2 separate regions of the Homo sapiens genome follow, and region 1 is linked to region 2. A link is a loop called in an ENCODE intact Hi-C map of the cell type or tissue named here. Cell type or tissue: Caco-2. All regions are shown on one strand. Each heading gives the region's core, and the rest is flanking DNA. Links, peaks and the distances in the headings are about the cores only.

Region 1 (8,340 bases), core at 21-8,020, 140 kb before region 2:
AAGAAATTCATCTAAACAAAGCTATGGGGGTCATTTTTGTTTTTATTTGCTTGTTTTTAAACTTCAGAGTGTTCATTGTGTCACCAATTTGGCTGAGGCAGAGGAGTAACATTGAGAAGTAGCTAAAGTGTGAGCAGAAAGGACAGGCTTAATGGTGACAGATGATGGAAAGAAAAGGGAAATATCTTTCTCATTTATTTCAGTAGGCATTTCTTGAATAACTACTATAGGCAAAACATTGTGGTAGCCTTTGTAAGTATATAAAGATTACTAATCTCTCAGATTTTTCACCAAGAAGTATCAATAAATCAGATACAGAACACAGTGCAGTGAAGGAAACATGTAGCAAGGATCATCTGACTGATACAATTAAGGGCTACTGGAGGCTCAACGTGGGGTGGATCCCCTTTGGTGGGAAGTTAGAAAAAGTAGGATATACTCTGAGTCTTGAGGAATGAAAAAACTTTGACAGGTAGAAAAGCACATGAGGAAAAAGAGATAAAATCTGATAATTCATTGCATAGAAAGAATGTAGAAGTTTGTCTCAAATGAGATAATGTATCTAAAATTGTTACCAAGAAGTGCGAGAATCTTCAGTTCTTAGTCTTACTTGCAGAATCCTGCCAAGTGACTGATGAAGCTAAATTAAAAAAGAGAATTTATTGAAAGAAAATAGGTAGTAGATTGTTTATAGAGAGAAAGAGTACACTCTGAAAGATGAGGAAGAGCAGGCTGAAAGGGAGTGAGCCAGCAGCAGCCTGAGAATTCTGCATTGGGTTTTTATGATGTCAGATTTTTCTTGAAGTTCTTGCCTTTGTCTTAAGTCTCCACTTTTTTCCTTTGTTTAGCTTTCCCAATCTTGCCTTAAGTCCTATCCTTTTGCCCTTCCTGGTTCCCTCCCAAGGCCTGTGGGACCCTCTCTTACTATTAGTTGGTGCACATGTGTGGGCCCAGTGTTGGATAGGAATTGCCCCTGGCATCTCTTAGGAATTTTCCCTTTACTCTCTTCTCCTTATCAGCAGGCAGCTCATTACATTCTAACAGGTTAAGTGCAGAGTGCATGACTTCAGGGCATCTTTACAGGTATTCCTTTCTGCTTAGATATTTCCCTTTCTCTCTGCTCATATCTAGTATGTAAGTTCGGGTGGTCTTTGGCATTTTGGTTTTTCCAGATCTCCCTTTTCTAAGGGGCTCTCCCTTTTTGTTTCTGTCTAGCTATCTGTCTACTGTAACTAAATCATTTTGAAAATGGCTAAACACAATACCACTGTAAAGGAGCATACGGAGGCCTGGATCAATGTACTTAATGCTTCTGAGCCTTGGTTCTTCGACTCTAAAACGGGAATAGTCATGCTTTCTCTGCCCTTTCCACATTACTTTTGTAGCAGTTCTGTAAGAAAACGTAACAACTTATTTTTTTAGCCATACATATCTTTAACAGCTTTATTGAGGTATAACTGATATGTAAAAAGCGGCATATATGTAATGTATACAATTCTATGAGTATAGACCCATGAAACTGTCGCCACAATGAAGGTAATAAGCATATGTATCACCTCCAAAAGTTTCCTCATGCTTCTTTGCTTTTGTTTTTATCTCATGGCAAGAACATTTAACGTGATATCTACCCTCTTAACAAGTTTTTTAAGTGCACAATACAGTTCATTTATCTGTAGAACTTATTCATCTTGCATAAATGAGACTTACACTCATTCAACCACAGCTTCCCTTTTCTCTTCTCCCCAGCCCCTTTCAACCACCCTTTCTGCTCTCTGCTTCTATGAACTTGATTAGTTTAGAGACCTCATATAACTGAAATCATGAAGTATTTTTTAGGCCAACTTATTTTTTAATTATTAATCTCTTTAAAATTGAAGTTTATCTATGACTCCCAAACCAAAACCAAACAAAAACTCCCATACCAAAACCAAAGTTGAGGTACGCCACTCAACTTAAACAAAGCTAAAATAAAAATAAAAGTATCGCATCCCAGAAAAATCAACAAAGCCAAATGTTGGATCTCAGAAAACAATACCCCAAAGTATCCTGCTGTGCTATGTTGAGCACTTTGAATTAAAAGAAATGGGAAGACCTCAGAAGCTGCCTCAGAACCAAGGACTTGTTAACCTTCTCTTCTTTCTCCCCTTCAAGCGCAGGAAGGGGTATTCTCTGGAATTTATTTATCTGAATAAGGAAACTTCTTTTCAAAAGAAATGCAATTATCTTAATCCCCTGCATAGAACTGTCGCTAAATAAACAGGAAGAATTAATCAGAAAAGAAGAGATTAAAAATCTCTACCACACCCAGGTAGACATTTTATCTCTTCTTCTGAGGGCAGCCCTGAGATATAACCTAAAAGACTTTATTTGTATAAGATAACCTTTGTTGATGACACAGTTCAGCCTCTCACCTTCCTGTAACTGGCTAGTCCCATTCAGTTTCCTAAAAGAATCATTTACAAACGACTGTCTGCTCTTTGAGCCTATTCATTTCCCCTGAAAATCGTTTACTATTCCTCACAATTCCCTGCATCCCCCATTTCCCTCTCCCCTATGAAGAGGGGTATCTAAGCCTCAACCATCTGGCCCTTCTTTGTGTCTCATATTTTGTATGACTCTCATGTTTATGAGTGTTAATACATGTGGATGCCTTTTCTCCTATTAATTTGTCTATTGTCAGTTCTTTTCAACAGACTCAAACCTTCAGAGGGGAGAAGTAAAATTTCTTTGCCCCTATACGAAAATCTTGTGACTAATGATGCAAATAAGAAAACCCAAAAAAGTAGACTTAAATCAGAAAAAAACAGAATCAAATCTGTGTATCCCACAGTCTGATCGCAATGCAGGTTTCTGCCATAGCCTCAGAGAAATCCTAATGTGTTTTGACATATTTATCTGTGGGACTCTGCCATTGCATTAGCATTCTTCAAATTATTTCTACATTTAAATTGATTTCAATTACATAGACATTTTCAAACATTAATATTCATTTGAGATATTTCTGATATCTTCTTGGTGTGCTAAACTTTTTTAGGCACTAGTTCATAATTAACCCACTCCACATGTAACTGCTGGAGAACAACCCTATGAAATTCTGATTAGTATAAGAGCCTTTTTGCATATGCTCAAATTTCCTAAATTATAAACATTTCATTGACAAAGAGCTCACCAAGACTGCACTTTCAAATTTCTCTCTTCCCCATTGTTTGAGAATAAGTAACTCGGGTGAGGAAGAAGCTAAAACAACTAAGAGATTCATTGGCTTGTTATGAGTTAGAAGGGGAGGAATTTGGTTCTGCGGAAGAGGTTAAAAGCAGAATAAAGAGCTCAGAGGGACATAAAAAGATAACTTGATCCCTTCTTGTGAATTTCCTGAAGGACTTAGTATGAATGGAATGGATTTCCCATGGAAACTTATTTTAAAAACTAATTGATTTGTGCAAACAGAGGCATGATGTACAATTTCAGGAGCCATGGGCAGAAGAAACCATGAACATTAAACTCAGAGAAATGAACAGCACTTGCAGGGAAGAGTCATGGAAGCAATGTCATCTAAATCTCAATGTGTAGAAAAACCCACAAACGTTATCTGAGACACATTAAAATTAAATGAAATTATAGACAAAATACTTGTCCCCTAGAAAGCATCTAAGAAACAACAGTTGCAGCTATTATATTATCTCATTTAGGCTTCACAGCTTATCTAAACTTGAATGCAACGAAAGGTTTGGGGCTCCATTCCCCATGTTAGGCTGGAATGCGAGGTAAGGCAACACTGCCCCCTGGTGGTCTGCTCTGTGTAAAGTCTTATTGGCGGAATTTGAAATAGTTACTCAGCTCCATTCCTGCTCTTGGTTGGGATCCAGGGATTGATGGGAGTGAATTTGAACTTGTGTTGCAATTGAAGTACTATCTTGTCTGAGGCCTGAAACTTCCCCAAAGTTGTATTAGAATAGAGAGAACGCCTGGAATCCAGAGAAAAACCTACTGTAAGTGAAGAGTGGTACAGATGGAGCAGCAGAGTGGGGAATTGCAGAGGAACTAGCAGTTCCAGGTGAAGATCCTGCTAGGGTTGATCATCCCTTAACTTTAACCTTCTAAAAGTTCTGTCCTCTGGAAAAGAGAAGGTGCAATATTAAGAGGTAGTCAGTATCACTAGCGATGTAACAGCTTTACAATTAAAATGTCAGCTGAAGATTTCCTGGCCAGTGGCTAGTTGAAGAGATTAGTAAGAGTCAATGGGGTATGGGAGGTTGACAGCAGCATGGCAGAGGTCTACGGGTGGCCTGGAGGTCAGCACAACAGAAGAGCTCAGCACCAGCACAGGCAGAGGCTGGGCAACTGGTCCTGCTAGTCCAACAAAAATAGGAGTAGAGAGATTGCTGCTCTGCAGGCAGAACTTTTCAGAATCACCCTCGTTTCTATCCAGCCACAGATCCCAGAGGGAATAGCGAAGGAGGTCTCAGGGAGAAATCTTCTGTTAAGGACTTGTCAGGGAACATATTCACTGGCCAAACTATTTACAGTTTATAACCATTTAATAGATGTGAAAACTGAGATTCAGAAGCTTGGTCAAGTTCACACAAGTAGCTTTTTTTCTAGCAGAAAGATTAGAACATAGATCTATGTGATACTGATTTCTCTTTTACTTATACTGACCTAGCTCCCTTTTATAAACAAACAAACAAAAAACAAACACACAAAAAAACGCTTGGGTCTTCAGAGACATCTATGCCTCTGCTCCTTCCAATTTTAAAGTTTTATTATTTCACTTTACACTTAATTACATAAGCTTCTTCTAATCTTTTTTCTAGAGTAGGTGGAAGATAAATACTACATAAAATAAATTATACTTCTATGGAAAAATATTGTACAAGTTCCAAACAACTGGCCTTTGCATGAGCCTTTATAAAATAACCTTTTAATGATTTGAGGTCAGAATCTATGTGGGCCAATCAGAGGATTGTTTCACAATCTACCAACAGGCTCCATTAAAATAATAAGAAATAAATCATACTTTAAACAGCTTTGAAAAGAATATTCTGAAAGGTTAAATTATCTGACCTTGATGGATATCTTTCAATATATAGTAATTTACAAATTTATGCATATGTCAAAGAGACTTGATGTGACAAAGTTATGTTCTTAGAATTATGCATTTTCTTCTTTCATAGACTTTTAGTCTAAACTTCCAGTGAGATGGAAATAAGCAGAATTGAAAATAATGGCTGAGTCACTAAGAAATTTGTTAGCATACTTAATGTTAAAGAGAGTTGTTTTTCATAACGGGTAGAGAAATTTAATCACCAAGCTTCCTTGGAGGGAAGGAGGCCAAAAACTGTTTTCTAGTGTTTTCATAGGATGAAAGTGTGGACAATAATAATTTAAAATTAGATAGACTGGGATACACTGAACCTCAGTTCTGGTTGCTATACTATTTAAATAGTGCCTACCACTACAACTCTGATTTCCAGATAAAATATCAAATGTTTTCTTTTTTCATTTATTTACAGAATTTGATTTTTTAAACCATATTTCATGGTCCTTTTGGAGAAGAAAAATTGTCCTCAAATAATTTACATTTGACTTTTGGATTTCCCCCACACTTCTTTGTGGAGGAGGACGCTTGATTCAGTGGAGCTCAACTTCCAGCCCACAACCATACCCCGAAAAGGAGCTTCCATTTGAAAGTTACCATGATCTCAGTGTAAGCAAACAGGCACTCAAAGCTTTGAGAGGAATGTATAACAATATATTTTTATGACTTGGTAAAGATGTCCCTCAAATACCCTTCTAGCAGATGAGCTTATTTATTAGTAGAAGATAAGTGCATTAGCAATTAGTATTTGATCACTCTAGTATTTCAAGCGGAAGGAGAATTAATACAAACAGTATTAATTCTTGCTTATCAAACTATCAGACATGCTGGAGGAATAGAGGTCCGGAAATACAGACTCTTGCTATCAGTGATGGCCATTACCTCTCAAACATTCAGAAATTTGCAGTAACCACAGGAAGACACTGACAACAATCAGAGCTGCCTCTAGCACTGAGGTGGATCATTCCCAGGGCCATATCTGGAAGCCCCTGCAAAATCCGACATCACTTGAAGCCCACATTTCTGATCACTACTGCCAAGAGGAGCAATAATGGATTTCCGCGTTTCTTTCACTTTCCAAATCTCATATCTTCTATGTGAAGCAAATTTCTGCCTTCCCCTCTATGTCAGAAACTAGAAGTTTTCAGGCAGCATCAAGTCTTCCAATCACTAAAGATTTTTGGCAGAAAAAGATTCTAGGATCCTCTAAGAAGCACTTATGGTTAAGGACCAGGGAATCTGAATTGATGACCCAGACTTGACTACAACTATCTAAGAGGTTATATGGTGAGGCTTAGTTCTCACACAACATGTAGCTGAAGTTGGATGCTCTTTCAAGCCAACTGGGTCACACTCTGGAAAGAACAGCTGAGCATATGAGCATGAACTAAAAAGATGCAATTCTAAGGGAAAACTTGGACCATCCTTCACTGAAGGAGTGAGATTAACCTCCACCTGTGCAAAGGAACCTGTACAAAGATCTGGACCAGCAAATTCGTAAATACTGCAGTGAACTCTGCCAAACAGATGTACAAAAGTGACACTGGGCAGCAGCTACAGAAACCATGGCAGTGGAAAAATAAGTCCCACTAGTGAATCAGTCAATTCTCTTTTTCTCTCCCGGTGAGGTCATCGTAAGCAAGATTTGCACCTTATACTATGTTATCCCCTGGAGCAGTTAAATAATTGGAAGAGAGAAAAGATTTAGAAGATACTGGATATCCTGCTATTTTTGAAAGTATAAAATTGAGTTGATTTTAGTTTTAAAATTGTTAAAGTTTCCAGATAAAAAATGGTAAATTGAAAGTATTTAAAGGGTTGTTGCTGTCTTCTGAAAGCCCAATAAACTGTATTTTTTTAATAAAGGCATAAACTCACATAGACAAACAGTGTTGGAAAAGAGACAAAAGCGACACAGCTTTGGAAGCTAGGAAGCAGCTGGATGAGTGGTAAATTACTTGGCAAATGTGAGAAAGCTGGATTCTCAGCCAGCGGTAGGAAAAGCTGAGCAGTTCCCTGATACATGTGACAGAAGCCCCCAGAGACTCATGATTTAGTAGACCGGGCACCTCTAGAAAAACTGGGGTGGGGAAATGATGACTAAAACAGCAGGATTCTTTGGAAGTCATTTTAAAAGAAAAAATTAGACCTTCTGGCTTCTCACCAACTTTATGAAGCCAGACAACTACTGTTGTCTCGTTCTGGCAGAAGACTAACTGCTTACTTAAAGAGAGTAAAACAGGTTTTTACCCACCGAAGGAGAGCCAGGCACAGTGGCAGGCAGAGGTGCCATAACACAACCAGGAGAAGTAATTCATATGCAAGTTGAGAGCCCCCAGGTTTCTTCCCCCACCTGACTCCCAGAATATCGGTTCTGAGGTCTACCCCCTCCAACCAGGACACAAAAACACCTCTCTTGGGCAAATCTGCAAATCCAAGAGAAAAGTTTTAAAAATGCTCTCTTAAAGGATTTTTCCAAGGAAACACACCAGTCAAATTACTCCGAAGCCCACTGTTCACAGACATCCCACATATGCACAAAGCTTCCAAAGATAATTTTTTTGTTGTACTCTTCTCAAATATGAATGGCTAGTAAAGACACTTGAGGCCAACCTCTAAACGATAGACAGTTGCCAGAGTAAATATCTAGAACAGAAACCTGAAGGAAAATAAATCTATACTGGAAGAAGAAAAGAAAATTTAAAGATAGAATTAATATTCTCAGAGGAAAAATGATATTGCATCAACAAATCAAGTAGTGATATTTGTATTAATTAAGGTAGTACTAATTGTTAGAAACAACTGGGCATTTCAGTGGCTTAACAACAGACGTATTTATTTCTCACCTGTGTAAAGTTCAGTTAGGACTGAAATGGGGTGGGTGCTCTGTTCCACATAGTTGTTCAGGGTCCCAGGTTTCCTCCATTGTATGACTTCTCCATCTCTTTTGTCCTTATAGTTCAATCTGTTCATCTGACAAACAATGAAAGGAATGGTAAAGGAGGCATACCTAGATCCTAATGCTTTGGTCTAGAAAAATATGTACACATTATTCCTGTTCAATTTCCACTTACAAGGCAAGGGGAGCTTGAAAATGTGCCCCCAAACTGAGTAGTCACTTTTCATCAGCAACTCTATTTTAACAACAACAACCAAAAAAAACCTATATATGTGCCACACTGTTGTAAAAAAGCATGTGCTGCACTTTTAAAAAAAGAAAGAAGAAAAAGACCATCCAGAGG
Region 2 (8,340 bases), core at 144-8,143:
GCAGTTGGTCCATTGTAACCATTTAATACTCAATTAATATTTCAGAAAGCCTATATGAGACTACCTTATAAAGCTATCTGCAACTTATGTAGAAAAGAAAAACAGTTATATAATTAATAATGTGAAAAATGTATGAAAACTACAGTCTTTTTATCTCACTGCCCAAATGACAGCTTAAGTCCAAAACCAAAAAGGTAAGTTGCTTCCAGAGAACACTGGACACATGTACATATTCCTCCATGAGGAAATTCTTACACTTTCTTTAAACTAGAATAGAGCAGCAAGAAAAAAAAAAGAAAGAAACCATGTCCTTTGCAGCAACATGGATGCAGCTGGAAACCATTATCCTAAGTGAATTAATGTAGGGACAGAAAACCAAGTATCACATGTTCTCAATTATAAATGGGAGCTAAACATTGTGTACTCACGGACATAAAGATGGCAGTAATAGACACTGGGAACTACTAGAAGGGAGAGGGCAGAAGGGGGGTAAGGGTGGAAAAACTATTTGGTGCTATGCTTACTACCCGGATGATGGGATCAATCGTATCCCAAACCTCGGCATCACGCAACACATCCGTGTAACAAACCTGCACATGTACCCCCGAATCTAAAATACAATAAATTATTTAAAAAAATAAGTAAACAAAATAGAAAGAATCTTCCTGAATAAAAGAGAACAGAATGTGGATTTGGTCCAGAAATCAAACAAGATGCTCACTCCTATGTTAACTGAGTGTAGGACATGTGATCAGCTTAATTAATACTACCTTATGTTTACTTGGTGCTCTAGTTAAAGAGCACTTCACAGACAGAGTCTTAATAAAACCTTATGAGGTGAGATGTACAAGGTAAATAGTCTGACAAGATTTATCAAATCGAAGGTCACAAAAAGACTCTGATTTGCCTGAAGTGACACAGCTAATTAAAGCAGCACGAAGACTGCCACTCAAATCTAGTACCGGAAAGAGGACCTCAAGCTTTTACCTCAAGCTATGTGCCCTGAAGCAAATACTATGACTGCTAAAATAAGTTTGGAATTTGAGGCAATGAGACACAGGACACCACATGCATTCATTCTAACATCCCAATTGTCTCAAATACCCATTGAAGGTAAAAAATAACTATATACCTCCAGGCACTTTTAACATAAAGAAAGTAGAATTAATAGGTCTTAAGCAATGACCTGAGAATCTTACCTAGCAGTCCTTTTATAGAGCATACAACCTCCACCTATTAAAGTGCTGCTGTACAGCATTATGATGAGGTGAATGAAAGCACATACTTCACACTGAGACATAATTTGAAACTTTTCATCACAGATTGGCATTTAAATGATAGTTGTGTACAATTTTAACATATTAGACTCAATGTAGAAACTCAAAAGTAGTTAGTCCTTCATTAAAATTCCAAATAATTTGGAATAACTTGGTAGTTATTCCAAGTAACTTGGTAATTCATTTAACAATACTTTGTTTGTATAACTCTAAAAGGTAGATAAAAATACTGTTTTCCTCAGAAGCTTGACTCAGCAAGAAAATAAGTAGACAAACAGCCTGTATTAAAAAGCCTATTTTCAGCCTTCATTTACCTGATTCTGCCATTAATCCTCAACTTCATGAAACTTTCTTCTGATGTGGCTTCCTGGAAGCTATTTTTTCTTTGTTCATCTTCTATTTCTCTGAAGTCCCCCTTTAGCCTCCGCCTCCCCATCTGCCTTTCCTCTTTTTCATATCCCTTAAATATCAGTCTGCCCTAGAACTTTATCCTTCATTTCCTTTTTTACCTGACGTTAAGTGTGTTATATGTTACCTCATTCAATCTTTCAATTAAGTTCTGAGGCATGAATTATTATTCTTACTTTGCAGATGAGAAAACTAAGGCAAGACAGTTATTTGTACAAAATTTCTCTGGAAATGTCCAAACCAGGATTAAAATCCAGGCAATATAGTTCTATAGCTCATACTTTTAATGGCAGTTATCCCCTGCCATTCATTACGTAAGGGCTATGTCAACTACTTCTTGATTATTGTAAAATCTTTCAAACTGGCTTTCTTGCTTAAGAGTTTGGTTATTCTTGGGCCGGGTGCGGTGGCTCACACCTGTAATCCCAGCACTTTGGGAGGCTGAGGTGGGCGGATCATGAGGTCAGGAGATTGAGACCATCCTGGCTAACACAGTGAAACCCTGTCTCTACTAAAAATACAAAAAATTAGCCGGGCATGGTGGCGGGTCCCTGTAGTCCCAGCTACTTGGGAGGCTGAGGCAGGAGAATGGCATGAACCCGGGAGGCAGAACTTGCAGTGAGCCGAGATTGTGCCACTGCACTCCAGCCCGGGCCACAGAGCAAGACTCCGTCTCAAAAAAAAAAGAGTTTTGTTATTCTCTTCACATCTTCCAGCATTACCTGATCAAGGAATTTCCAACTTGTAGCAGACACCTCTAGTTACTCTTCAGTATCTGTTCTCATTTCCTTCCATAGTAATGGGATTTTTAATTGGGCACAGCCAAGGCTAATTTCCTAAACTGCCTTGTAATAACCATAACCATATGACTACGTCTGATCCATGAGATGTGAGTGGAAGTAATGTTGAATTATGCTTTGACTCCTTCCTACTAGTTGCAATGCAGATTAAACAGCAAGAACTGGGATAGCCACCCTGGATTGTGAGGTTGAAGATTAGGCCTGGATCCCTGATGATTCTGGAGTCTGGCCATCTACTGATTACCTAGACAACTCTGGGAAGCCTACTCAGATTCTTATTTAAGTCCCTATTATTTTGAGTCTCTTTCTCTCTCCGTTATATTAGAAGAAAAACTGTCTTAACTAATACTGAATTTGGTACCACGTGGAGTTGTTGTAGCAGAATCTAAGTGAAGAACTGCCTTAATAAACAAGTAACAGAGGGCAAGGTCACAAACACTACAGGTTAGAAAGCCAGTATGATGGCTAGATAATTTATGTTCAACTTGGCTGAACCATGATATTCAGATATTTGGTCAAGTATTATTCTGGGTGTGTCTGTGAGGGTGTTTTTAGATGACAGTAACATCTGAATTGTTAGACTGAGTAAAGCAGATGGCCCTCCATAATGTGGGTGGGCTTCAGTCAGTTGAAGAACTGAATAGAACAAAAGACTGACCTCCCTGGAACAAGATGGAATTCTCCAGCAGATGGCCTTTGCACTTGACCTGCGATGTTGACTCTTCCCTGGGTCTCCAGGCTCTAGCACATCCAGCAAATTTGGGACTTAGCCTTCATAGCTGTATAAGCCAGTTCCTTAAATCTCTCTCTCTCTCTCGATAGAAAGACAGGCAGACAGTGGTCCCATGAGATTATAATGCAGCTGAAAAATTCCTATCATCTAGTATTTACTATACTTTTTATCATTATTTAAGCAGGTCCTCCTTCTTAAAAAAAAAAAAGGTAACTGTAAAACAGCTTCAGACAGATCCTACAGGAGGTTACCAGAAGAAGGTACTGTTATCATAGATGACAGTTCCACACATGCCACTTCCCCTGAAGACCTTCCAGTGGGATAAGACATGGAGGTGGAAGACAGTGATATTGATGATCTTGACCCTGTGCAGGCCTAGGCTAAAGTATGTGTTTGCATCTTAGTTTTTAACAAAAAAGTTTAACAACAACAACAACAAAAAATTAAATTTAAAAATAGAAAAAAACTTATAGAATAAGGATATAAAGAAAGAAAATATTTTTGTACAGCTGTACAATGTTTGTTTTAAGCTTAGTATTAGAAATGTCAAAAAGTTATTAAAAACTTTAAAACTTTATAAAGTAAAAAAGTTACAGTAAGCTAAGGTTAATTTATTACAGAAGAAAGAAAAATATTATTTTATAAATTTAGTGTAGCCTAAGTGTACAGAGTTTATAAACGCTACAGTAGTGTACAGGAATATCCTAGGCCTTCACATTCACTCACCACTCACTCACTGACTCACCCAGAGCAACTTCCAGTCCTGCAAGCTCCCTTCATGGCAAGCTCCTTATACAGGTGTACAATTTTTTTATCTTTTATAGCATATTTTTACTGTACCTTTTCCATTTTGGTATGTTTAGATACACAAATACCACTGTGTTACAACTGCCTACAGTATTCAGTACAGTAACTTGTTGTACAGGTTTATAGCCTAGGAGCAACAGGCTATACCATATAGCCTAGGTGTGTAGTAGTAGGCTGTATCATCTAGGTTTATGTAATCATCTATGTTTGTACTATGATGGCTTCCCAAGGTTGTCCAGGTAATTAGTAGATGGCCAGACTCCAGAATCATCAGGGATCCAGGCCCAATCTTCAACCTCACAATCCAGGGTGGTTATCCCAGTTCTTGCTGTTTAATCTGCATTGCAACTAGTAGGAAGGAGTCAAAGCAGATATACACACACACACACACACACACACACATATATGTATATATGTGCATACATATATATGTGTGTGTATATATATATGCGTGTGTGTGTGTGTGTGTGTGTGTGTGTGTGTATACATGTATATCTCCACTCTTTTTCTCTGGAGAACTCTAATATAGTCAGTGATTCTTACTGTGCCATGCCAAAACATTTAATAAAATCATTGTTTATGATATCGTGGAAGAGAGACTATATACTAACAACATTTACATAACTCTAGGATAACTAGAAGAAAATTGTAACATGTTAGTGTATGTTAATGAGAGAAAGCTCAGGAAAGATCTGAGGGATTTGGATGCTGAGATGGAAGAACACAGCTCTGCTCAGGAATGCTCTCTGTGTGTTGAAATCCAAGCCTACTGAGAATTCAGCAATTTGGGCCTCACAGGGTTGAAAAGATTTTGTAACCCAAAGTTATCACTGATAACTTCCTATCACTGAAAGTTATCACTGATAACTTCCTATCACTGAAAGTTATCACTGATAACTTCCTATCAATGAAAGTTATCACTGATAACTTCCTATCACTGAAAGTTATCACTGATAACTTCCTATCACTGAAAGTTATCACTGATAACTTTCTATCACTGAAAGTTATCTCTAAGGAGGCAGCTCTTCCAGGAATAATACAGTGGCCTCAAGCCTTATTCATGCACTTCTAAGTAAATGTTCTTGTCCAGACAATGGGAGTTAAGCCAAAAGCAAAAATACCACTTTTACACCTGACCCAATAAAAAGGAGCAAACTTTTGAGACACACACTATGAATAAACTTCAAAAATACTATGCTGAGAGAAAAATTCCAGATAAAAGAGTACATGCTATTTCATTACCTTTTTAAGTTTGAGAACAGGCAAAACTAATCTATGGTAAAAAGAAATCAGAAAAATAACTGCTTTTGATGAAGGGAACAATGAATTCTGAAGGCGTACTCAGAATCTTTCTGGGGTAATAAAATGTCATATATCTTGGTAACTTTGCTATGTAATCGTCAAAAACTCCTTGAGCTTAGTGTACACATATATTGTTACACATCCAGTGGCTCAACATGTAGGTAAGGGCAGCAACTGTGCCCACAGCTCCTCCAGGAATCACAGGACCTTCCTTCAGCTCTTCCAAATTCTGGACCAGGTTCCTGTGCAGGTCCATGGTGGAATCCACCAACTTTTCTGCAGATCGCTCACATCATCAAACCGGATGTGCAGAGAAGAGACGTGTTTCATCTTTTGTCTTCGTGGATTCTAGTGTGTCTTTTACTCCCCGCTAACCTCACGTGCTAACTGCCAGCCCTGCTCACTTAAAGCCTACCACCAGAAGCAGTGACGCAATAAAACAGACTACTTAAACAGCTCCCTTAATTAAATAATATCTAATTCCAATAATAAATCTCTTATATCATTTGTGGAGATTTTACTCTGACCAAACTCCGATACATAGCTAGCAATACTTCTGCCCCTTCAAAGCAAGATAGACACTCTTGTGTAATTAACTACCAAATCAAGGAATTAAAATTATTTGCCTCTTCTTTCTAGATGCTCAGAAAGTTCTAATGCTTACACAAATTGCCACAAAAATCATAAAATTTCCTTTTAACTAGGTGAATGAGCTTGTAGTCACTTAGAAAAAAAGTGAATAAAAATGGTCTCTTCACCTAGACCCACTTCAGAGCTCAGTCTTTGAAACTTTCATTGATTCTCCATGGAATTTCTCCCTATTCTGTTTTTCCCAAGGAATAAATTTTTAGCTGCTTGAAAACAGGGTTTGTGTTGCATTCATTTTGTATTTTTTACATACAGCACAACCGGAAACTATATTTTTATAACATATTTATTAAATAAATGAATGGGCTGGGTGCAGTGGCTCACGCCAGTAATCCCAGCACTTTGGGAGGCCGAGTTGGGTGAATCACCTGAGGTCAGGAGTTCGAGACCAGCCTGACCAACATGGTGAAACCCCGTCTCTACTAAATACAAAAAATTAGCCAGGTGTTGTGGTGGGTGCCTATAATCTCAGCTACTTGGGAGGCTGAGGCAGGAGAATTGATGGAACCCGGGAGGCCTCCGCCTTAGTGAGCAGCAAGCTGAGATTGTGCCATTGCACTCCAGCCTGGGCAACAGAGCAAGACTGTGTCTCAAAAAAATAAAATAAAAAGGCCAGGCGCGGTGGCTCACACCTGTAATCCCAGCACTTTGGGAAGCTGAGGTGGGTGGATCACAAGGTCAAGAGATCAAGACCATCCTGGCCCAAATGGTGAAACCCCCATCTCTACTAAAAGTACAAAAACAGCTGGGCATGGTGGCGTGCGCCTGTAGTCCCAGCTACTCGGGAGGCTGAGGCAGGAGAATCACTTGAACCTGAAAGGCGGAGGTTGCAGTGAGCCAAGATCGTGCCACTGCACTCCAGCCTGGCAACAGAGCAAGACTCCGTCTCAAAATAAAATAAAACAAACAAACAAAAAACAAATAAATGCTACCTTTATTAAGAGGCAGGTCAGGAAGAGAATTTTCAGTGTAAAACAAAGAAAATATATTTAATTGAAACTAACAAAAATTCTGAATAGAGTTCTGCACATGTATCACAGAACTTAAAGTATAATAATAAAAAAAAGTAAACGTGGTGAAATGTAAAACAGTTGATGAATCTCTATAAAGAGCACACAGGAGCTCCTTGTACTATTCTTACATTTTTTTCTAAGTTTAAAATTATATCAAAATAAAAATTTTATCAAAAAAAATTCTGAGTAGAGAATAGTTGAAGCAACCTCTAACTTTTATGTTATAGAACAAATGGAAATGATAGAGGCCAGAGGCTTTATCTGAAAAAAAAAAAAAAAAAGGAAAAAAAAAAGCTTTTGCTAACAAGTAATTTATAAAAATGAGAATGGTTTTTCTTCCTGCCAACTGGGTCGTAAATAATAAATTCCTACAGAAAGTAAAATAGCCTGTTAATGAGGGCAGCTACTTAGCAATTGTGGTCTCATTTCTGATTGAGTAGAACAGTTTGGTAACCTTTTTAAAGTAAACTTGACTTTACGGAACATGGCCACTGTTTTAAAATTGAGATATGGTGTCCCCAAAATACCATTAAGACATTTAAAAATGTCAGTTGTCCCTTACACTGCCTTTCTAGTAACAAAAGGGAAACCTAACAGAGTTTGGGAGAGTGGGGCAGGAGACAGTAGACTGTCTGATTTAAAGAAAATTAATCTAGTAAAAAAAAAATTAGCCGGGCATGGTGGCTCACACCTATAATCCCAGCACTTTCAGAGGCCAAGGCAAGAGGATTACTTGAGTACAGGAGTTTGAGACCAGCCTGGGTAACATAGAGAGACCCCTGTTTCTACAAAAAATAAAAAATTAGCCAGGTGTGGTGGCACATGCTGTGGTCCCAGCTACTCAGAAAGCTGAGACAAGAGGATCACTTGGGCCCAGGAGGTCAAGGCGGCATGATCACACCACTGCACTCCTGGACGACAGAGTGAGACTCCACCTCAAAACAAACAACAACAACAAAAACAAAACAACAACAACAAAACATATATATGCCTAATTTGATACAGCAATAGAAATATTTTAATTAGGCCAGGCACAGTGATTCATGCCCGTAATCCCAGAACTTTGGGAGGCCAAGGCAGGCGGATCGCTTGAGCCCAGGAGTTTGAGACCAGCCTGAGCAACATGGCAAAACCTCATTTCTACAAAAAATACAATTAGCTGGTGTATACCTATTGTTCAAACTACTTGGGAGGCTGAGGTGGGAGGACTGCTTGAGCGTGGGAGGTGGCGGTTGCAGTGAGCTGAGATTGTGCCAGTGCACCTGTCTCAAGAAAAAAAAAAAAGTTTTAATTGCTACAATATAATTTAACAAATGGTAAAACCACATCTTTAACCATTTCTTTTCTTCCCT

What was found. Peaks named below come from ENCODE experiments on the same cell type or tissue, not always from the same donor. Only the 100,000 strongest peaks of a DNase experiment are listed, where the experiment ranks them.
Region 1: it touches region 2 in a loop (27-fold over the local background); 4 of 110 quality-filtered maps call a loop at or near these places.

Annotation. Positions count from the first base shown.
Region 1 is chr3:94,245,150-94,253,489 of GRCh38, reverse strand. No RefSeq gene overlaps it. Among named protein-coding and RNA genes, the nearest start is that of NSUN3, 190 kb to the right of the region's middle. In Caco-2, for the core only: a CTCF peak has its summit at 3,755 (motif pointing left); a DNase peak (open chromatin) is centred at 3,779.
Region 2 is chr3:94,106,904-94,115,243 of GRCh38, reverse strand. All of the region lies in intron 5 of NSUN3 (NOP2/Sun RNA methyltransferase 3), which reads right to left. Among named protein-coding and RNA genes, the nearest start is that of NSUN3, 48 kb to the right of the region's middle. In Caco-2, for the core only: no CTCF peak of the experiment used is centred there; no DNase peak of the experiment used is centred there.